2 separate regions of the Homo sapiens genome follow, and region 1 is linked to region 2. Evidence: chromatin loops called from intact Hi-C (ENCODE). Cell type or tissue: HepG2. All regions are shown on one strand. Each heading gives the region's core, and the rest is flanking DNA. Links, peaks and the distances in the headings are about the cores only.

Region 1 (10,771 bases), core at 655-8,654, 350 kb before region 2:
GAAAGGGGGCTTAGTTCTCTGACCTTGCCAATACCCAACCTGAACTGAAGCTTTGTTGCTCTTTCGCAGGTGGTCACACTTGCTGACTATGACCATGTGGAAGAAGTTACCAAGGAAGGAGTCAAGAAATCCCCCTCCCCAGGCTACCCACTGGTCTGTGTCACCCCCTGCGACCCTCATTTCCCCAGATACGCTGTCATGAAGGAGCGCTGCAGTGAGGCCGGCATCAACCAGACATCTGTGCAGTTCAGCTGGGAAGTGGCTGCCCCCACTGATGGCAATGGGGCCCGGTCTCCCTTTGAAACCATCACTGACAACACACCATTCACCAGTGTCAACCACATGGTAGGTCTGGGGGTCTGGGCCTGGTTCTCCCTCCCTGGGAGAGAACTGGTGTTGTTCTTTGTTACTCAGATAATCAAATTCCTTATGGTCCATGCATGGCATTTGGAATAAAACAAATAAGCAGGTGCACAGTCTTTTTACTCTTATACATAAGAAAAGGTTATATGCTGTAATAGAAAACTAAGCTAGTTAGAAGACCTGTTTGCAAATTCTGGTTCTGCCTGTTTTAAACTAAATAATGTTAAGAGGTTACTTAATCTCTCTGAGTCTCAGTCTCCTGATCTGCAAAGTAATAATTCTTTTGCTTGGCTACTTGACAAGGTCATTGAAAAATGTGACCTATAAATGACAAAGTCAGTGAAAAACTCCAGATAGGCGCTGTTGATTACTATTAATGTATCTCCAATCGTTCAATAAGTATTAACACATAACTCCTTATGGACATGAACCAAAGTTTCTACCACATTTCTGTAATGCAGTAGAAACATGGCCCAAAATGGCCAGGACATCGATGGCACATAGAGGGGACCAGTTATTAAATAAAAGAATAGAATGGTTGCTGAATGATCAGCACGTTACAAAGCTCTATGGGAGGCCATGAAAAGACATTTGTGCAGCAGTTGCTGTCCTCAAAAAGCTTAGAGACCAACACCCCTGACACCATCAGAGAACAATGAATAGTATGTTTTCCCAACCTTAACAAACAGCCCACCACAGTGATCCTGCACATCATACTGATAAAGCTGGTTCTCTTCCAAAAGTGAGCTGAAAGCAGTTGAGATTCAGGCTTAGTATATAGTACCTGGCATGTAGTAAGCATCCAACAATTCTTGCCTAAAATTATATCACTGAATGATTTTAGACATCAGAGATTTCTTTCAGACCAAATTTCTCTAGATTTTCCTGTTCATTCCACAGTTTATTCCCACTGTAATAAGAGCTTCACTGGGATGAATAGCAGAGGAAAACCACTAGACATAGATGGGAGGCTTTGGATAATGCAGGGTCGTTCATACCCACTCTCTTTGGCACAGCTTATTCAGAAAGGCCTGAAGAGCAATTCTTTTGCAACATAACCTAGTTCAAATTTAAATAGTCTTCTCTATTATTAAAAAATCAACATGGCAAGAATTACCAGCTTGTTGTTTCTTAAGTATCTATTTCTGTCTTCAACAAAACTGTAAAGGAGGTGTGGTCTGGTTGGAGCCAAATGTACATTTTTAACAGATAAATTTATGACTTTATGCTTCAGGTTTTCTTCTTGCAATGAATTTGTGACTAATACCCTTTACCCTGGTTTCCGTCACTTTATCTTGATTTCTTCAATTATTTATTTAATGCCATTCTATTATATGCATTCTTGTAGGATGCCTCAAATCCCTTCTGTACTAAGTTCATGTATATATAAATAAGTAAAGCATTGGCAGCTAATTAAAAAAAAGTTTAATGGAAAAATTTTCTTTAGTTTTTAATGGACTTCAGTGAAAATTGTTTTCATGGGTAAAATGTATAAGTTTGTGTGATTGCTTTGTGAGAGGTCTGTGGCACACAGAACTACTGATTAATTTTTCTTGTTATATACTTCCCTATGTAAATGCACACATAACCTAAAGAGTCCTGGTGACCTACATTGCCTCTGCATAGATTGAGTTAAGCACTCTTAGGGCTTCTGTATGTTTGGGGACTTGGAGGAATCTGTGGAAAGACCTTCAAAGACTAGAAGGTGTCAGAGGCCAAGTTCTCAGCTTCAAGCCTGCATGTTATTATAACCCTTGCAGTGTGTGGTCACTGGGTAGGGAGATGGGATGATCGAGGGAGGATAACAGTAGGATAAAGAGACCATGAGAATTCCTGGGAAGGAAGCATATTTCCTCTGTCTCCTGACATCATGCTCTCAGCAACAGTGATTTGGAGGCCAACCAGTCTTGCTAGAAGCCTGAATAACACTTGGGTCATCCTTCTGCTGAGCCTAGTATATAAAGAGAACAATACTATTAATGGAAATCATTCATCTATGGGTTTGTGCTCCACATCTGTCTACTTGCTTGTTGACTATCTTACCCCCTTAGGCTATAAGTACTCACTGATCTGTCTCAAGTGTCTGGTTCATAGTTAAAAGTCAATAATTACGTGATGAATGAATGAATAGATGGAAAAATCAATGGATGGGTGGATGGATGATCTTTACAGATTAACTTGAACCAGATCATGTAAGGAGCTGTTTAAGTAGGGTACTCACATTGGAGGTGATTTTTTCTTCCTGTTAGGTCCTGGACAGCATTTACTTCAGCCGGAGGTTCCATGTGCGTTGTGTGGCCAAGGCTGTGGACAAGGTGGGCCATGTGGGGACCCCCTTAAGGAGCAACATTGTTACCATTGGAACAGACAGTGCTATCTGCCACACACCAGTGGTGGCTGGGACATCCAGAGGCTTCCAGGCTCAGTCCTTCATCGCAACCTTGAAATACCTGGATGTCAAACATAAGGAGCATCCGAACAGGTCAGGCAGGTGGTGCCTTCCACCACACATAGATTGAAGTGAATCTCAGGTCTCCTTTGTGTGTTTCCCAGGACAATCAATAAGGGATGCTTCTGCATGATAAAAATGTGATGATGAATGCATCAGTAAAAGTTTAAATCTGTGAAGGTCCCTCAAGCTCGGGCCCCCTGCCTATCTTCCTAGTCTTTCTCTCACCTTGTCATTTTCACCGGCCATTCCAACCACAAGGAATCATGAGTAACTTCCCAAGTGCTACAGACTCTTACAGGTTGCATATCTCTGCCATGCTGTTACCTCAACTCTCCCTAACCCCCTTCCACTGGCCGGAACCCTACTGTCCTACAATACCTACTGCATGGCATCTCTTCTAGGGACATTTCCAACATCTCCCCTAATTTAATTTGGAGGCTTCCCCTCCTGGCTTCTCTGGCACCTGTATATGCTTCTTTTAGAAGATTATTAGCATTCACTCTCTCTGCCCTTTAGTAGATGGTAAGGCCTGAAGACCATGAGTATGTATTTTGAGTATCTTCTGCCAGTATAGTGCTTCTTGGCATCTAAGAGGCACTCCTAAATATCTACTGAACAAATGAATAATAACATTGTAGAAATTAGGAGACATTGGACTTAATTTTTTTCTGGGCCACCATGATGGGAAATGGATGTTTTCATTTTTGCATAGCAAAAAAGAATTTGTGTATGTTATGCGTATTTATTAAACACTATAGTATTTAAGTGTGTGCCTTTATGAACAACTCAGTTGCTCATAAACTCAGAAAAATGAGTTCCTTTGTATGAATAAAACATGTTTGAATGAATATGTACATGCTTCTTTCTTTCCTGACACAATAAAATGTATCTTGGTGACCCCTTCCTAGAAAAAAGGCCCTCCTCTTCACTTCCAGGGTTCTGATTCTACTTAAAAATGTGACTCTTTGCTCAGAGAGACAAGTATATAAACTCAAAACACACTTTCAGTAAACACGCTCAAAGTTTAAACTGGTACAATGACAAAAATGCAACCCATAAGTACTATCATGTTGCAGTCTTAACCAATATTTATTAAACTCATTTCTTATTTAGAATTGTATACTATGTGCCCTGGAGAAACAAAAGAAGTGAAGGAAATATTCCTTGTCCTCATAGTGGAGAGGCAAGACAAACAGAGTCTGAAAACATTTGAGAAATAGCAGCCAATATAAATAAGTTACAGATTTCCTGGTCCAAAGGCTGCCTAAGAGCTGAGGATGTAGATCAAGGAACAGCACACTGCAGATTGAGGCTGGCGGGGCTGGACACGTAGTGCTGATAGGACTTACAGGCAGACTGGAGAGAGAAGGCTGTTTTCAGTCAGGAGAGACAGTATAAGTAGCTGGATATTGTAGTTTCTCAGATTTGGCTGGGTAGAGGAATTGGTTTTAGAGTTTAAAAGCTCAACGATATATTTTTGACTCAAATACTTAAAAGAAATGTGAGTGTCAACCTTACCTAACTTCCATAGACATTCACTGTGACAGAGCAGGGGAACAGGCCCTCTCTAGTCACTCAGCTTTAGCTCCTGAAATAACAGAGTTTCCATTAAAAAGCAAAGGAGAGCTTTAAAGTAATTTGTGGTTGTGATGTTATCTTTTCCTGTATAGAAAAAAAATCTATAATTCTAGATTACTATCAGTCCTCTGTCTGGAGGGTCTCTTAGAGGGAAGCAATGATACTATGTGTATATGTATACCCCCTGTTCAGATAGAAATCCTACCTGGAAAGCTTCAGGAAGAAAAAAAAATGGTAGCTCATTGGTGAAGACAAATTAGGTGATGAGAAAGAAGTATGTCCTATTGACCATTTATAGCAGTCAGCTAAACATTTATTTCTGCCTTTTTCCCCCTAGAATCCACATTTCGGTGCAGATCCCACACCAGGATGGAATGCTGCCCCTTATCTCCACCATGCCGTTGCACAACTTACATTTTCTACTGTCTGAGTCCATCTACAGACACCAGCACGTCTGCTCCAATTTAGTTACCACCTATGACCTGAGAGGCATCTCAGGTGAGATTGACAAGTTCAGGACTGGTCTTTCCATGCTAGCCCAGTGCAGTTGACTTTCAGGATATGCCAGAGTGAGAACTGCTTTTCATGTTTTCTGGTCCTCAGAATCCACATATTAGTGGTTTTCCTTCTAGCACACATGCAAATGCCATCAGTTCAGTCAATGCAGTGGACAGGAAGAAACAAGGACTTTGGAATCACACTGGTTCAAATCCTTATTCCACTGAACAAATATAGTTTGACCTTTCTGAGCCACTGTTGTCTATAAAGTGGGAATAACAATTGCTACCACTCAAGATGAGGATTAAATGCGTTGACATTTTTAAAGCACCTACTATGGTATATTTTAGTGTCTTCATTCCCTTAGAGTGAGCATGTTTACATTGGTGCTCCAAAAACCTGTTATAGAAAGCTGAAGTGAAGATGGTATAGGATGAGTTCTCCAGAAGCAGGAGCTGAGAGGGAGTTTGGGGTTACAAGATGTTTATTAGGGATCAATATCTGTGAAAGAGAAGGAGCGAAACAGGATTGGGCAGAGGGAGAAGTCAAGCTGCAATGCAGGCTGAAAAAGCCATCTCGGCCATGGCAGGGAGCTCTGGAGAGACTTGTCCTACTTCCAGCTGACACAGCCAGACCCTTATAGCCTACCTAGCTAAGTCACTGGATGCAGGCTGCCCCGCAAGGGCATGACCTTGGGCTGAGCCAATATGCAGCTGACGCAGAGCTGAAGGAGCTGACAGCTGAGGCAGCGCATCTCTGTGTTCACCACAGCAGACATTTGACTTTACAAAGAATTCTGTCCATTTCCATTTACCTTAGCAAGTGCACATTAAATGCATATTTCCTCCTTTCACAAATGATGAAACACTTAACAGTGTTTTTGAAGACAGAAATGCATTCATATTCTCTTTCATATTCATTAAGCATCACTTTTGGTCATGATGGTCTTTATACAGTAGAAATTAGCTGAGTGAAAATTATTTATAAATCACTGAGCTACATATGAAAGTTTAATTGGTCCACATCTGTAGCTAGTGGAAGAGACATACTGTGTTTAAATACTAAACTTTGCACCTGTTCCTGCTTAAAAGCAATTAAATTCAAGACATGTTAATTGAGTACCTAGTCATCATGGGGCAGAGGGCTAGGTGCTGGGTCTCAAGCATTCTAAGATATTTATCAACCCTTTTAAAATACTACAGTTGCTTTTAGTACTATAAAAATTTTAACCCAGCCGGGTGCAGTGGCTCATGCCTGTAATCCTAGCACTTTGGGAGGCTGAGGCGGGTGGATTGCCTGAGCTTAGGAGTTTGAGACCAGCCTGGGGAACACAGTGAAACCCCATCTCTACTAAAAACATAAAAAATTAGCCAGGTGTGGTGACGTGCACCTGTAATCCCAGCTACTCGGGAGGCTGAGACAGGAGAATCGCTTGAACCCAGGAGGCGGAGGTTGCAGTGAGCCGAGATCGCACCATTGCACTCCAGTCTGGGTGACAGAGTAAGACTCCATCTCAAAAAAAAAAAAAAATTTAACCCTCATATTCTAAAATTGTGTCTGTGTTCAGCTCCCTACTGCATAAAGTTCTCCCTTAATTTAGAGCCATTCATGTGCTTGGCAGCATTTGATTAAATAATTTTTGCCTGGCACAGGTGAGAGTTACAGGCATCATTAGTGACCTATTTACTCACTAACAAAAAATTAAGACTTTCCCCCGACAAGAGTTCAGAAACTGTATGAGCAAGAAGTAGTCAAATGTAGGTATGCTGGCTTTTTTTTTTTTTTTTGAGATGGGGTCTCAAAAAAGAAATTTTAAAAATCACTCTTAAAATAATAATTCACCAATGAATGAGCCATACAGTAAATCCATTTCTTCAGCAGTGGTGGGGACATATATGAAGCACAGGACCAGACTTGCCAGGTATAACAGGCAAAGCTTCAGAGAGTTTTCCTTTCCAAGTTCTGCCGCCTTCATTCATGGTATCATTTGCTCACCTTTTCCTCCCTGGTTCCTGTGGTCTCTTAGAGGTGGAGTCCTCCATTCAACACCTGGCAACAGCAGTTAGCAAGCGCTTTCCAAGATCCCTCACATTCTCCCTGCACATTGGGAGCCCTGGGTTGCTTTGTTAGTAGGGTCTCAGGTGATTGAAAGTGCTTTTAGTGCAAAAGGGTGAGCTCTTCACCCCACCCTGCTCCTTGGCATCCACAAACCAAGTTATCGTTCCTTGTTCTTCCCTCCCTGGCAGAGGCAGGGTTCCTGGATGATGTGGTCTATGATAGCACTGCCCTGGGGCCTGGCTACGATCGCCCCTTCCAGTTTGACCCCAGCGTGCGAGAGCCGAAGACCATCCAGCTCTACAAACACCTGAACCTGAAGAGCTGCGTGTGGACCTTTGATGCTTATTATGACATGACTGAGCTGATTGACGTCTGTGGGGGCTCTGTAACCGCTGACTTCCAGGTAGGTGCCCCGGGGCTTGTCTGAGGACTCTGCATATGGGTGCCATGGTCAACCTTGTTTGTTCCTGAAGCACTTCAATTAGCACTTTGCCTCCAGAACTGGGACAACCAACTAAGGGAGTCTTCTTTATAAGTCCCTCAAGCAAGATCTTGGCAGCACTGAAGCTAGAGAAGGCCCCCAAAGTCCTCTAAATCAAGTTAATGTGGAAAAAACTTACTGTCTGGCATACTCACTTATGTAAAAATCCAATATTTACTTCTCTAGGCATATATGTTTTTGTATTTATAATGCATATATTTTGGAAAGCCAAAAATATTTACATTTGATGCTAGGGTTATTACTACATTGATATATTCTCTTCCCCACCTGGGAAAATGCGTCAGATGATGCAGCCTGTCTTTCAGAAGATAAGAAGAGCTCTGTTGTCCTATGCATTGTGGAAAGATAATTGCTTAAAACATTTTTATTTCACACCTGTTCCAAACTGCCAGCCCCCACAAAAATAGACACTTTCTAAAATATATATTACCATTAAACATTAGTGTGTTAGTCTATTCTCACACTACCATAAAGACAAACCAGAGACTGGTAATCTATAAAGAAAAGAGGTTTAATTGACTCACAGTTCCACATGGCTGGAGAGGCCTCAGGAAACTTATAATCATAGTGAAAGGGGAAGCAGACATGTCTTACATGGTGGCAGGTGAGAGAGAGCAAGCAAGAACAAGGAAAACTGCCTTATAAAACCATCAGATCTCATGAGAACTCACTATCACAAGAACAGCATGAGGGAAACCACCCCCATGATCCAATCACCTCCCATCTGGTTCCTCCCTTGACATGTAGGGATTATGGGGATTACAATTCAAGATGAGATTTGGGTGGGGACACAGAGCCAAACCATATCAATTAGTGACAACTGAAAAATTTATAGCAAGAAGCCAGAGTCAGAGAAGGGCGGTTATATCAAAGGGCCAGTGAGACTAGGCTAATCTGTCCTCATGGGAAAATTAATTCTAAAACAGGTTCTATCCAATTTTGAGCAGTTATCTCAATGAGCTAAAAACTAGTTAGATGTTTGTTCTTCATTTCAAATCAGGTTTATCCTCACTGAAGGAGAGAAATTATAGAGGGATTTACAGTAATTATTTAGAGAAAGTGTCTTTGATTAAAATTTGTCATTTTCTTTGTGGTGCCTCTCAGCCTGGTTTCCTCTCATTTTGTACACACTACTGCCATCTACTGAAGAGAATTTTAAGGCGTTCATCGGTTTTCCATTTCTCCAGTTGTATAAACTTTGACTTTGGAAAATGCAAAACTAAGTGATTTTGTTTCTTTCCTGGCCCTTCAAAAATTAGTATTCTCTGTTCTTTATGATTTTGCTGTAATTACTGTTTGAATATTTTTATTCAGAATATGCTTAAAAACTCAAAGACAAGGATTTGTTATATATAATCCCACTTTTAAACCAACACAGAAAAAACATGCACAGAAGTATTTTGTTGTTGTCTGTTTCTTTGAAAATAATTGAAATTACTGACGTATGATAGGAAGAATATAGAACTTAGAACTAAGGCCTAGTTGGTACCTTTTGCTGTCAATCAACAGGCTTGGACAAGACATAACCTCTCTGAACCTCTTCTGAAATTGTACTAATAATCTCAACATGAGAAGGTGCCTTGCACAGTGTGCCTGGTGTAGAATAGGCATGCAGTAAATATTTGTTGGGTTTTTTTTTCTTTTTAAAGATTAGTGAGTAATATCATGAGGGCTAAAGGAGGATAAACAAAAACAAATGAGGAAAAATTAATTTTGCCAATCAGCTAGAGATTTTATTGAAGTTCTGATAGTGTGATTGGAGCAGGTGTATTTAGCAAAACCTGTGTATAAGGGACAGAACATGGTACAAGGTCCAAATACAATCTGGAAATTTTCTTTAAAAAGAACAAAAAGAGGGGCTGGGAACAGTGGCTCATACCTGTAATCTCAGTACTTTGGGAGGCTGAGGCTGGAGGATCACTGGAGGCCAGGAAGTTGAAGCTGCAGTGAGCTATGATGGAGTCACTGCATTCTAGTCTGGGCTACAGAGAGAGACCCCATCTCTTGAAAAACAAACAAACAAACAAACAAACAAACAAAGTAAGGCATGTCAAAATGGAATTTTTCAATGAGTATGGAGTTAGTTGAGTCTTTTGAGAAAGTTGGCATCAAATTTTAAATCCCTGACAACTTTGAATATTAAAAAAAAACTTTAGAAAAATATTAAAACATTTGGTTTTTTCCTTAATTACCCATAGAAACACTTTATACTGTATTTTCAAACAAAAGAAAAATATAAGTCCCATAGTATATTATAGTAATTAGCCAATGATAAAATAAAATTGTTTTAAGCTAAGTTTTTTTGTTGTGTATATATATATATATATATATATATATATATTTATTTATTTATTTATTTGTGGAAAAAAGTATAAAAATATTTTAAAAATGTGTGAACTAACTCCCCATTCACACACACATATACAGCTAGCTTCACCACAAAAGCTTCTGCTACCATTCTGTTATCTTTCCATCCAGTTTTGTTCATTACATAGTAAAATGAAAATGATTGGGCCAAATTAAAAGCAGGAACACAAACTTCCTTAGAAGAAATGTTCTCTTGGAAATGTGATATGCTGCCTTTTCAAAACTCTTTCCAAAGCATAGCATGGGACAGGAAATTACTGAAGTACGTGCAGCTCTGAGCTGTCCATTGGTGAGCTTCCTATATATGATTTCAATGCTCCGGCCCTTTGTTCCTGGAGCAGGAGATGAGAGCACTCACTAAAACATCCTGAGTTAGGCACAGGCTCCTCCCAGGCGTCTGGATGTGGGCATCTTCCTGATGATGGTTGACTTGGGCTCTCCCACAGGTCACTGGCAAATGATCAATACAGGGAGTTTGTACTGAGTGGTAGATCCCACATCCACCGGGTTGATCCTTGAGAATAATTGTGATATTCTCAAATTTCAGCCAAATCTTCTAGCAACTGAACAGAGCTCATTCTCCCACTTCAAAAGTATTTTTGTTCAAGTGCCACCTCCTTAGAGAAGCCTCTGCACGTGACCCTGTCGAAAGAAGCATCCCGGCTGCTTTCTATTCCATTAGTTCCTTTATTTTTTTAAATAAGTAAGTGCAATCATGGGCACTTGCTTAATAATTATTGAATAAGTGTGTGACTACATGGGTGAATGAAAATGGAACCAAGATGTGGTGATAGTATGTCTTTTCATCCCAGGGGAGAAATAACTCTGTGTGCATACTGCTTCCTCGGCAGGTGAGGGACTCTGCCCAGTCCTTCTTGACAGTGCACGTGCCTCTATATGTGTCCTACATCTATGTGACAGCCCCCAGGGGCTGGGCCTCCTTGGAGCACCAC
Region 2 (10,771 bases), core at 1,686-9,685:
ATCCATTACTACTTTGTTAGATTATAACATATACAATTTAGGCTTTTCTTAATGATTAAGGATCACTTAAAAATTAATACAGGTATTTTGGATAATAGTAATAATTATTTTGAATAGAATTATCTTGAAGGACCTTTTTACTATGGCCTTGGAACTTTCTTGAATAATTCCCCAGTGTTCACTAAACTCACTTTTTCTTTTGTGTCACTTTTTCAATAGAATAATCAAGTTTGTCATTCATACTTCTAGTGTAGAGCTGTTCTGTGATTGATCTACCCTTAGCTTGGGATAATGCTTTATTTATAAAATAGCAATTTCTGCATTTTCTGTAGGCATTAATAAAGTTTGCTAGAATCATCACTGATCTTAGAGTGGAACAGAAAATACATATTTTTTATCCTTATAATGTGCCCCTAAGTAGTATAATGTGTGTTTCATAAAACTTCTTAACATTTTGATCTATTCTTGCAGGGTTCATGCTTGAACCAGATCCGGAACATAGACCTGATATATTTCAAGTGTCATATTTTGCATTTAAATTTGCCAAAAAGGATTGTCCAGTCTCCAACATCAATGTAAGTAGATTTTCAAGTAGGATATGAATTTAAAATTCATTTTATCGTATGTGAATATATTTACTTTCAGAGTTACTTTTTTTTTGTTGCTGTTGCTAAAACTCAGAGTTTCTTGTTTCATGACAAGTGATCTGATTGTGTGTTTGATATTTGTGGTATAAAGCTTCAGTACCCAAACTATGCACTGAGATACCTTGGGGAGCTGCAGCAGACTCAGGCAGAATATTTTGCATTTTTGAGGAAAACACAGGGACATCTTTCTGACTTAGCACAAAACTAATTTTATTAAGTTATTTGGGCCTAACAGTTTAATAAACAGGACTGTTAGTTTTTTTTTTTTTTTCTTAGAAGTGTTGTAAACAATTACTGAGACACGGAGCACTGTTAACTGAGTAAGTTTGGGAAACTTTGGTATAAAGAGCACAGGCCTTGTTAAGTGGGAACTAAACAATGTGTACGCATAGATATAGACAGTGGAGTAATAGACATTGGAAGTCAGAAAGGTGGGAAGCGGATGAAGGATGAGAAGTTACCTAATGGGTACAATATACACTATTTGGGTGATGGTCATACTAAAAGCCCAGACTTCACCATTATGCAGTATATCCTTATAACAAAGCTGCACTTGTATCCCCTAAAACTACAAAAAAGTTTTTTTTTAAAAAGCACAGGCAATGTAAATAGACCCAGATTCAGTTTTGTCCTTATCAGTGACTGACTTTGAATCTTTTGGTAAGTTACTTTAATGTCCATTTCTTTTTCTGTAAAACAAGGATAGTAATTATAAGGATTACATGTGAAACCCAGTGCCTAGTCCATGGAAGGTGCTCAGTTGGCAATAGTTAGTATTATTCAAAAGCTTTCAATTTTATTCACTGACTGTACAGTGCATTTAACTACTTTAGGTGAATGGTGTATGGCAAGTCTCTGCCAATCTTAATAAAGGTTCTGCAATCATCACTGATTATAAGCCATTCTTGACTTTGTAAAGATCATTCTGGCCTGACCTGTTTCTGTAGGGTTTCCTTTATGTGTAACTTAATCTACCCCACTAAGAAAAAAGAAGGAATGTGGTACCTTTCCTTTTTTTTTTTTTTTTTTTTTTTGTGAAGCCCTCGCCATATTGATGTACTCTTTTCTCTGTTGAAGCTGAAAGCTTTGCAGTTCTAAAAGTAGATAAGTAGACTCATTCGACATTTACTCAGCAAGTATTTATTGAGTACCTACAAAGAACTAAACATTGGGTATAGACAAATAAACAAGGCCTTCTGCCCTCATTTTCCAGGCCTTACATTCTGTGTCTTGAAAATTATCTGTAGTATGTAGAAACAACACTTAATTCTTATCCTTGGTGTTTGTTGCTTTTTCCAAAATGTAAAATAGTTATTGATTTACGAGTGTAATATAATCTTTCTTTTTACTCAAGATTTACCCAATTATAAATGGATACAGTGGTGTTCTTCTGCTTATTTTCCAAGGTTTCTGTGGCACATGAATATGAAATTGACATTTGTGTAACATGTAGTGATATTTGCAGATTAGATCTGGCAAATACATGTGAATAATTTATAGGTATCTGATGTGAAAGTAATAGTGTCTCATAGTACTTTTAAAGTTCAATGATATATCCATAGCTTACAAAAACTTTCTGCAATTAAAATAAAAAACTAAAATGAGACGTTTTATTTTTTTTCTTCCAAGAATTCTTCTATTCCTTCAGCTCTTCCTGAACCGATGACTGCTAGTGAAGCAGCTGCTAGGAAAAGCCAAATAAAAGCCAGGTAGGCAAAACTATGCTGAAATTGAAAAGGCATTAAAAAAAATGATAGGTCTTGTTTTTAATCCTAGCAAGTGTAATTGATTAAATATCATCTTCATCCACAAAGAATGTTGTGTTGCTTATTGTATGTGGTATAATTGAGATAGCAAATACAAAATAAGCTTTTAAAAATATTAGATAAGGAGTCTGGCATCATCTCACTGGAACTGTTCACTCTATGACAAGTGATTATTTAACTGATGATGTGACAGCGGGTCTTTTTTTTGGACAGGATTTGTCATTTTCATCACATAGCAACTCTAGTTTAGGAAATACTATGTTTTGAGTTTATAGATGTTTATTTTTTTAATTTAAGGAAAGAAAAAAATAGCTCCTACAGGTAACTAGAATATATAGAATATGTATGTACTTTGTAGAATTTGTAATGAGTGATTATAATACTTTTTAAGGCTGGTATATGTTTTCAATCTTATTTTTCAGAGTATTTATTATATTAATAATAAGTTTGAACTATATTATGTAAGTTAAGACTGAATCTGTTAATGATTGATTTTTCCCCCCCTCACACTTTTTTGAATTTAAAAGTTAATAAGCAGGATTATATCTTAGATTATCAGACAGGTATAATACTACATTTGGGGAGATTTCTTGGTCACAGCAATTTTGTATTGTATGCTATTTATGCAAAGTTTATTTGTTTACACAATACAAAAATATATTTGTTCATATGCTTTTTATATGCAAGATGTAGACAATTTAAACACAAAGAAAAAAAAAGCAGTTTTTATTTCCAAGGAGTTCACGTTCTAATTGACAAGTAAACGATTACAACCTGATAGATATTAGGCTACTTTGAGAGTGTGGAGGAGGGGAAAGACTGGGAACAGAGAAAACAGGAGCACATAAAGGATGCTTTCCCTGCGGATGGGAGTTGCTGCACTCTTCCTTGAATGATGAATAGTCAATCACTTGGAAGGGTGTGGAGTGAAATTATAGCAGGCAGGCAGTTTAGGCAAGAATGACTATTGTGAAACTACAGGACTAGGACAAAAGGGGACATATACAGGAGTAGTGGGAAATGAAGCTGGAGAGGTAGATAAATGCCAATCATGAACAACTTTGTTTATATATCATGCTGAGAAATTTGGACTTTGGCCTATAGGTCAGTTAATTTTCAACCTTCTAGTCAGTTCTACTCTTTGAGACTTGGTTGTGACTGTGTTGTAAATGATCTGTTACTTATACATTGTTAAAATTTCATTTGCGAATGACTTATTTTAAAAAATGGTGTTACTTTAAAAATATCTTCATTCACTTGAATTTCAAAATGTTCTTTTGAGAAGAGGTGAAGGTGTAAAGTTATATCTAACTTGCAGGAATCCAGGTTGAACAGCAATTGGTCTTATCTATGACATAGCTTTAATTAGCATCCACTGTTATAGTTGAGTGTTAATTATGAATTATTGTAGGATTTGTCAGTTGAATTTTATTGTGACTTCTGTTTTTTAAAATAATTAGTAAATAATTAAATCTTTGAGAAAGTAGGTGCAGATTTTTAAAAAAAGCGTAAGTCAGCTGAACAAGAATGATGATTTGATTATTTTTTCACCCTAATGCAAGTTATAGCTTTAGAGTTACAAGACAATGAAATAGTGCTATTAAAATTCACAGTGCTTATTTATAGTATGTTAAATCTGAACATTATGTATATTAAAAAATAAGGTTGATTGGTACTTATTGGTTACTAATATAAATTTACTCTTTATGAATATTAGTGAAAACTTGAAAAAATCTAAATGTATACAAAGCTTAATATTAAAAAATTTAGTTTTTTCCATGTAAAGAGCACATTTTGGGAGGAGAAATCATTTACTAGCAGTTTCATTACCCACGTTTTCAAAAAGCGCCTGTGGGTTTCTCAGCTGCCTTCAATCTGTGGTATTCTTTGCCTTCTTAAAAGGTCGCTCTCATCTCCCCAAACTTTGCATCTGCTCTTAGTATGGTTTAAGATGTGAAATTTATCTGACACATGTCTTAAAGATTGAGACACTGAGAATCACTGGCCTGGCAGATGGAAACATTGAAGGATTTTAAGCAGGAGAGTGTGAGTCTGAGTTCTAGGAAACCTGTGATGATTTTGTTCAGGTGATGGCAAGGAGAAAAGAAGGGAAGCAGAAAAACAGCTCTGTGACTGTTGTAATAGTGAAAATGAGACTGTACAGCAGTATCGATGCAATAATTACTGTTTTTAACTTCAGTCGATTTTGTATCTTCCCTATGCCTAATCTGCCCAGGCATTTTCTTCCCATTCCTTCACATAGAATGCCTGGTTTCTTTGTCACTGCCTAATAAAGTCAAACTTATTATGAAAATTTTAAACCCCAGTTTCTACCTGAAGCCTTCTGTAGCCAAATTAGGTTAAAAGTACAATTACATCTCCATAAATTCTTGACAGCACTAGCTTGGCACTGATGATTTTTACTATCTTATATTTATTACATTTCCACTAACATATGCCCTGTCTTCCTAGGTATGCTGTAAATTCTTTGAAGACAGGGTGTTATGCAGTGTTTTGCTGGATATCAGTAAATGTACAATACATATTACTGTATTGATAAAACAGAGACATCAGAGTGAACAAAGTATACAGACTTTTAATATGCTTCTTAGGGCTTTTGCTATGCCTACGTGTGTTGTGAATCTGTAAAGAGGGTTTAGACCAGCAACAAGGCAACATCAGGTCTGGCCTGTACTAGCCGTTTAATACAGAATGGATAGTTAAAGAGAGAGATTGTGTACAATATTTCCCCCAAATTACTTGAGCTTAGGGAGTATAGCATTGATTGTAATGCCACATCAATAATTTAATGTCAGTAAATACTTGATTATCATTAAAACAAGATATAATTGATTACATATATATATACACCGATATATATATCGGTGTATATATATATGTAATATCTGTATATATTTGGCCTATTAGTTAAATTTTCATGTCTTTTACCATCCCCATCCCATCTAGAGCTTAAGTGTTACTTTCAGAAAACGGCATACATATAATTCTAAGATCTTTTGATTCAGTGTCACGTTTTTTTTTTTGGTACCTCTTGGAAAGATAGTTGTTAATAGGGCTCCCTCTTGTGGTACACACAGATATTGGGAAATAACTGGATCTGTGCACTTGTTGATAGATGCAAATGCAGCAGATGTGTGCTTCATAAATCATATGTATGTAAAAATTTTAAGTATTCACTTGAAAATGTGTAAGGGGATTTAATAAAGATATTTTATTGTGAATCCTGTTGGAAAGTGAACATTTGGTCCTATTAACAAGTATTTGAGTTTTTGTACTTAATTTATAGAAAGCAAGTTGATAAATATATAAATATTTTACCTTTTTTGTTTTTTAAAAAAAGCAAATGTTGGTGTCTTCTCAAATTATATTTATTGTTTCTTGATTTCAAAACTGTGTTTACTGCTTAACCACTCACATCTGGGGCCTAAACTAAGTCCTAGTGGGATAAATTTTATATACTTTCCATTCTGTGTTCTAAGTAAAGCAAAGTTAAAGATTCAAGAAGTTGAATGTGAGCAGGTGGCATCTGTTAAAAGTTTTGGCTTATTTTGTTTAACGTGCCCTAGGCCACAGTCTTTTCTTTTTTTATGCCTTGGAGTCCAAGTAAAGGGAGATTATTCCTTGTTGTTTCTTATTTTTATTTCCCTGACAAGTTCAGAGAGTGGCTGTCAGTTTTGTCCAAAAGCTTATGAAAAGGTTTCTGTTTATTTCCTTTCAGTATCATTTCATCTCCTTAAGAGCAGTTTCTGGGACTATATTCTTTTTCTGCTGGTTTCAGTAGGAGATTATGAATGGTTGTGTACTGTTTTAAGGAAAATTGTTAGTTTTATTTATTTTTCTGTGTTTAGTAAACGTTTAATACTTGAAAATGAGCCTTAGGAGAAAGATGAGGACTAATGCGATTATCAGTAATAGTTAAAATGTATCTGTTGAGTTGGATGCTTTATAGAATAAATAGTAAATTAGAAATAATCCCAGTATTTAGAATGAAATATATTCTTCTGTTGTAGAATAACAGATACCATTGGACCAACAGAAACCTCAATTGCACCAAGACAAAGACCAAAGGCCAACTCTGCTACTACTGCCACTCCCAGTGTGCTGACCATTCAAAGTTCAGCAACACCTGTTAAAGTCCTTGCTCCTGGTGAATTCGGTAACCATAGACCAAAAGGTAATAGAGCCCCGCCAACCTCATCCTCTTAAAGGTTAATGTTAATAAACCTTTCATGATTTGATTTCCTGACCTCAGGTGATCCTTAATATTGTAAAGTAGATAACATAATGCTTTCAGAAACTTTCTATTGATGTCTAATAAATTCAGTTGGTTTCTCAACAATTCAATTGTTGTAGGCAAAGGGAAGTTACTGGCAATATAAAAGTATGGTACAAAAAACTCACAATTTGCTTTGATACTATAAATACAAACTCTTATCCCTAGAGTCATCAACTAATAGGGTTTGAGGTTGGGAATAAAGTTCAACGGTATGGAAAAAGTCTATGTTATATGAGAAAGAAAGTTGAAACACTAGTCTTACAAAGTTTATGTCTTTGTATTGCACCTAGAGCCTTGGTGAAGGGCTATCTTGAACCATCCATATGGACATTACAACATAAAAACTTACCTGATTTTGAGAAAAATTTACTCATCTAAAGTATCTCCTAAGCATTATGGTACAGTGTGGTACTTAAAAAAAATTTTTCCCCCCAAAGAAATGTCCGTAACATTTGAGTAAACTTATTTTTCTCAAGGATCTGGGAGTATAACCTGAAGACTCACCTTAAAGAAATCCTGTTTTGCACTTTATTTCATGATAAATCTGTCGTGTTTTAATGTTAAAATGTTTTTAATGAGGATACCCTAATGGTTAAGAGTGTACGTTTTGAGTCTCACGAACCTGATTTGAGTCCTATTTCTCCCATTTTTTAGTAATATAGCTTCTAAAAGTACTAGTACCTATCTTAATAGGATTATTGGGAGGATTAAATGGCTGTTTAATGTGCTACCTGATACACGGTATGCCTTTGATAAATGTTAACTATTAACTACTGTTGTTACTATCAAGTAAAGTATATGTTCAGGAAAGGTGATGTTTTTATTTTTTATTTATTTATTTTTTTGAGATGAAGTCTCACTCTTGTCCCCCAGGCTGGAGTGCAATAGCACGATCTCGGCTCACTGCAACCTCCGCCTCCTGGGTTCAAGCCATTCTCCTGCCTCAGCCTTCCAAGTAGCTGGGATTACAGGGGCCTGCCACCACACCCAGCTAATTTTTGTACTTTTAGTGGAGATGGGGTTTCACCGTGTTGGCAGGCTGGTCTCGAACTCAAAGGGAAGTAGGCTTTGCTCTGTATTGGATACTGTCAAGAAGAGGGCATATGAAGCTGGGTGCAGTGGCTCATGCTTGTAATCCCAGCACTTTGGGGGGCCAAGGCAGGTCGAATTGCTTGAGGCCAGGAGTTCAAGACCAGCCTGAGCAATGGCATGGTGGTACACACCTGTAGTCCCAGCTACTGGGGAGGCTGAGGGGCAGAGGATCCCTTGGACCCAGTAGATGGAGATTGCAGTGAGCCAAGATCTCACTGCTGCACACCAGCCTGGGTGACAGAATGAGACTCTGTCTCAAAAAAAAAAAAGAAAAAAAGAAAAAAAAGCAAGAGGTGTTATGATATGTTTAGGTTTCTTAATATAAATTTTGTCTAGAAAGAAGGAAGCTAAAGCCTCAGTAGCTAAAGATGTTGAGGCATTTTTGGGGTTTGGACAATGTTCATGGTTTTGTCGCTGTTCAGACATGATTTTGGAGTGGTCTTATTTTGATCCATCAAAGTCATAGTGTCCTTGTCTAATGTTGTATGAGATTATTCAACAGGAGAGCACCAAGACTTAGCTGTGATTGCCAGGCCTAATCCTGATGTCAGGGGCCGTGTTTCTCTTTCTTACATGCTTTCAGCTTAAGTTGGAAAAATGTTCCGCTTTTTCCCCCAATAAGTGCATTTTTTTTTAACATTTCTTCACCCTTTAAAAATAATACAAAAATTAACACGTGAGTATTGTATTTTAAAATATTCGGATTATACAGTAGTATTCAGTGAAAATGTAAATGTCTCCCTCCATTTTCTTCCCAGAGTTAACCAGCGCTGTTTAATGGTCATCTTCCCAGTCCTTTTTTATGTTTTTACATGTGTATATACAGATATAAATAATTCATGTTGTATTTAAAATAAATGGAGGCCGGGCATGGTGGCTCACTGCCTGTAATCCCAACACTTTGAGAGGCCGAGTTGGGTGGATCACTTGAGGCCAGGAGTTCGAGACCAGCCTGGCCAACATGGCAAAACCCCATCTCTACTAAAAGTACAAAAATTAGCTGGGTGTAGTGGCATATGCCTGTAATCCCAGCTACTTGGGAGGCTGAGGCACAAGAGTCACTTGAACCCAGGAGGTGGAGGTTGCAGTAAGCCAAGATCATGCCACTGCACTCCAGGCTGGGCAACAGAGCAAGACTCTGTCTCAAAAATAGTAAGTAAATAAAATAAAATAAATGGAGTCATACTATACATACGTATTAGTTCGTTTTCATGCTGCTGATAAAGACATTCCAGAAACTGGGGGAAAAAAAGAGGTTTAATTGGACTTGCATTTCCACACGGCTGGGGAGGCCTCAGAATCATGGCGGGTGGTGAAAGGCACTTCTTACATGGCGGCAACAAGAGAAAATGAGGAGGAAGCAAAAGCAGAAACCCCTGATAAACCCGTCAGATCTCATGAGACTTATTCACTATCACAAGAAAGACGCCCCCGTGATTCAGTTACCTCCCCCTGGGTCCGTCCTACAACATGGGAATTCTGTGAGATACAATTCAAGTTGTGATTTGGGTGGGGACAAAGTCAAACCATATCATTCTACCCCTGACCCCTCCAAATCTCATGTCCTCACATTTCAAAACCAATCATGCCTTCCCAACAGTCCTCCAAAGTCATAACTCATTTCAGCATTAACCCAAAAGTCCACAGTCCAAGGTCTCCTCTGAGACAGGGCAAGTCCCTTCCACCTATGAGTCTGTAAAATCAAAAGCAAGCTAGTTACTTCATAGATACAATGGGGATAAGGTATTGGGTAGATACAGCCGTTCCAAATGGGAGAAATTGGCCAAAACAAAGGGGTTACAGCGCCCATACAAGTCTGAAATCCAGTGGGGTGGTCCAATTTAAAAGCTCCAAAATGATCTCCTGTGACTCCAGGTCTCACATCCAGGTCATGCTGATGCAAAAGGTGGGTTCCCATGGTCTTGGGCAGCTCCTCCCCTGTGGCTTTGCAGAGTACAGTGTCTCTCCCGGCGGCTTTCATGGGCTGGCCGTTGAGTATCAGCAGCTTTTTCAGGCGCATGTTGCAAGCTGTAGGTGGATCTACTATTCTGGGGTCTGGAGGATGGTGGCCCTCTTCTCACAGCTCCACTAGGCAGTGCCCCAGTAGAGACTCTTTGTGGGGACTTTGACCCCACATTTCCCTTCTGCACTGCCCTAGCAGAGGTTCCCCATAAGGGCCCTGCCCCTGCAGCAAACTTTTGCTTGCATATCCAGGCATTTCCATGTATCTTCCAAAATCTAGGCCAAGGTTCCCAAACCTCAGTTCTTGACTTCTGTGCACCCACAGGCTCAACACCAAATGGAAGCTGCTAAGGGTTGGGGCTTCCACTCTCTGAAGCCACAGCCTGAGCTCTACGTTGGCCCCTTTGTGATTTTTTTTTTTAACCTATAAGTTACTTAGGGGGCTGTTGTTATTAAATTTTCAAGGAGATAAAATATACTAAAGGCTGGAAGGATAGAGGGAAGTGAGGGGTAGGGAGAGATTTACTGAAGGATATAAAATTTTAGCTAGATAGGAAGAATAAATCCTAGCATTCTATACCACTGTAGAATGACTAGTTAACAATATTTTGTATAATTTCAAATAGGTAGAAAGAGGATATTGAGTGTTCCCAACACACACAAAAAAATGACAATGCTTGCAGTGACCGTTTTGCTAATTATCCTGATCTGATCACTATGCAAAATATGTATCAAAACATCAATATGTACTCCATGAATATGTACAATTATTATTTGCCAATTAAAAAATAAAAATTTTCAAGGTGAATGATTTTTGAGTAGTTATTTTAGTACTCTTTCAACTGGAAAGAAATACACTTAAAGGCTAATGATGGTTGTATCTGTGTGGTGGAATTGTGATTTTCATTTTTTAACTTACATTTTTATAAGTATTTTCAAGGATAATTAAAATGAACATGCATTTCCTTATAATTAGAAAAGTTAGAAATAGTTATAAAACTATTTTC

The links. Hi-C counts contacts between places; a loop is a spot of excess contacts. Peaks named below come from ENCODE experiments on the same cell type or tissue, not always from the same donor. Only the 100,000 strongest peaks of a DNase experiment are listed, where the experiment ranks them.
Region 1: a loop joins it to region 2, with 15 times the contacts of the local background. A loop is called at or near these places in 15 of 110 quality-filtered maps.

What each region holds. Positions count from the first base shown.
Region 1 is chr4:78,508,662-78,519,432 of GRCh38, forward strand. It overlaps FRAS1 (Fraser extracellular matrix complex subunit 1), which reads left to right. Exons shown (of 74, transcript NM_025074.7): 63 at 70-345; 64 at 2,613-2,845; 65 at 4,731-4,891; 66 at 7,138-7,352; 67 at 10,670-10,771. Among named protein-coding and RNA genes, the nearest start is that of ANXA3, 38 kb to the right of the region's middle. In HepG2, for the core only: a CTCF peak has its summit at 8,583 (motif pointing left); a DNase peak (open chromatin) is centred at 4,980.
Region 2 is chr4:78,859,113-78,869,883 of GRCh38, forward strand. BMP2K (BMP2 inducible kinase) reads left to right here. Exons shown (of 16, transcript NM_198892.2): 8 at 472-575; 9 at 2,277-2,356; 10 at 6,445-6,608. Among named protein-coding and RNA genes, the nearest start is that of PAQR3, 75 kb to the right of the region's middle. RefSeq lists an enhancer at 3,343-3,637. In HepG2, for the core only: a CTCF peak has its summit at 5,501 (motif pointing left); DNase peaks (open chromatin) are centred at 3,509 and 5,489.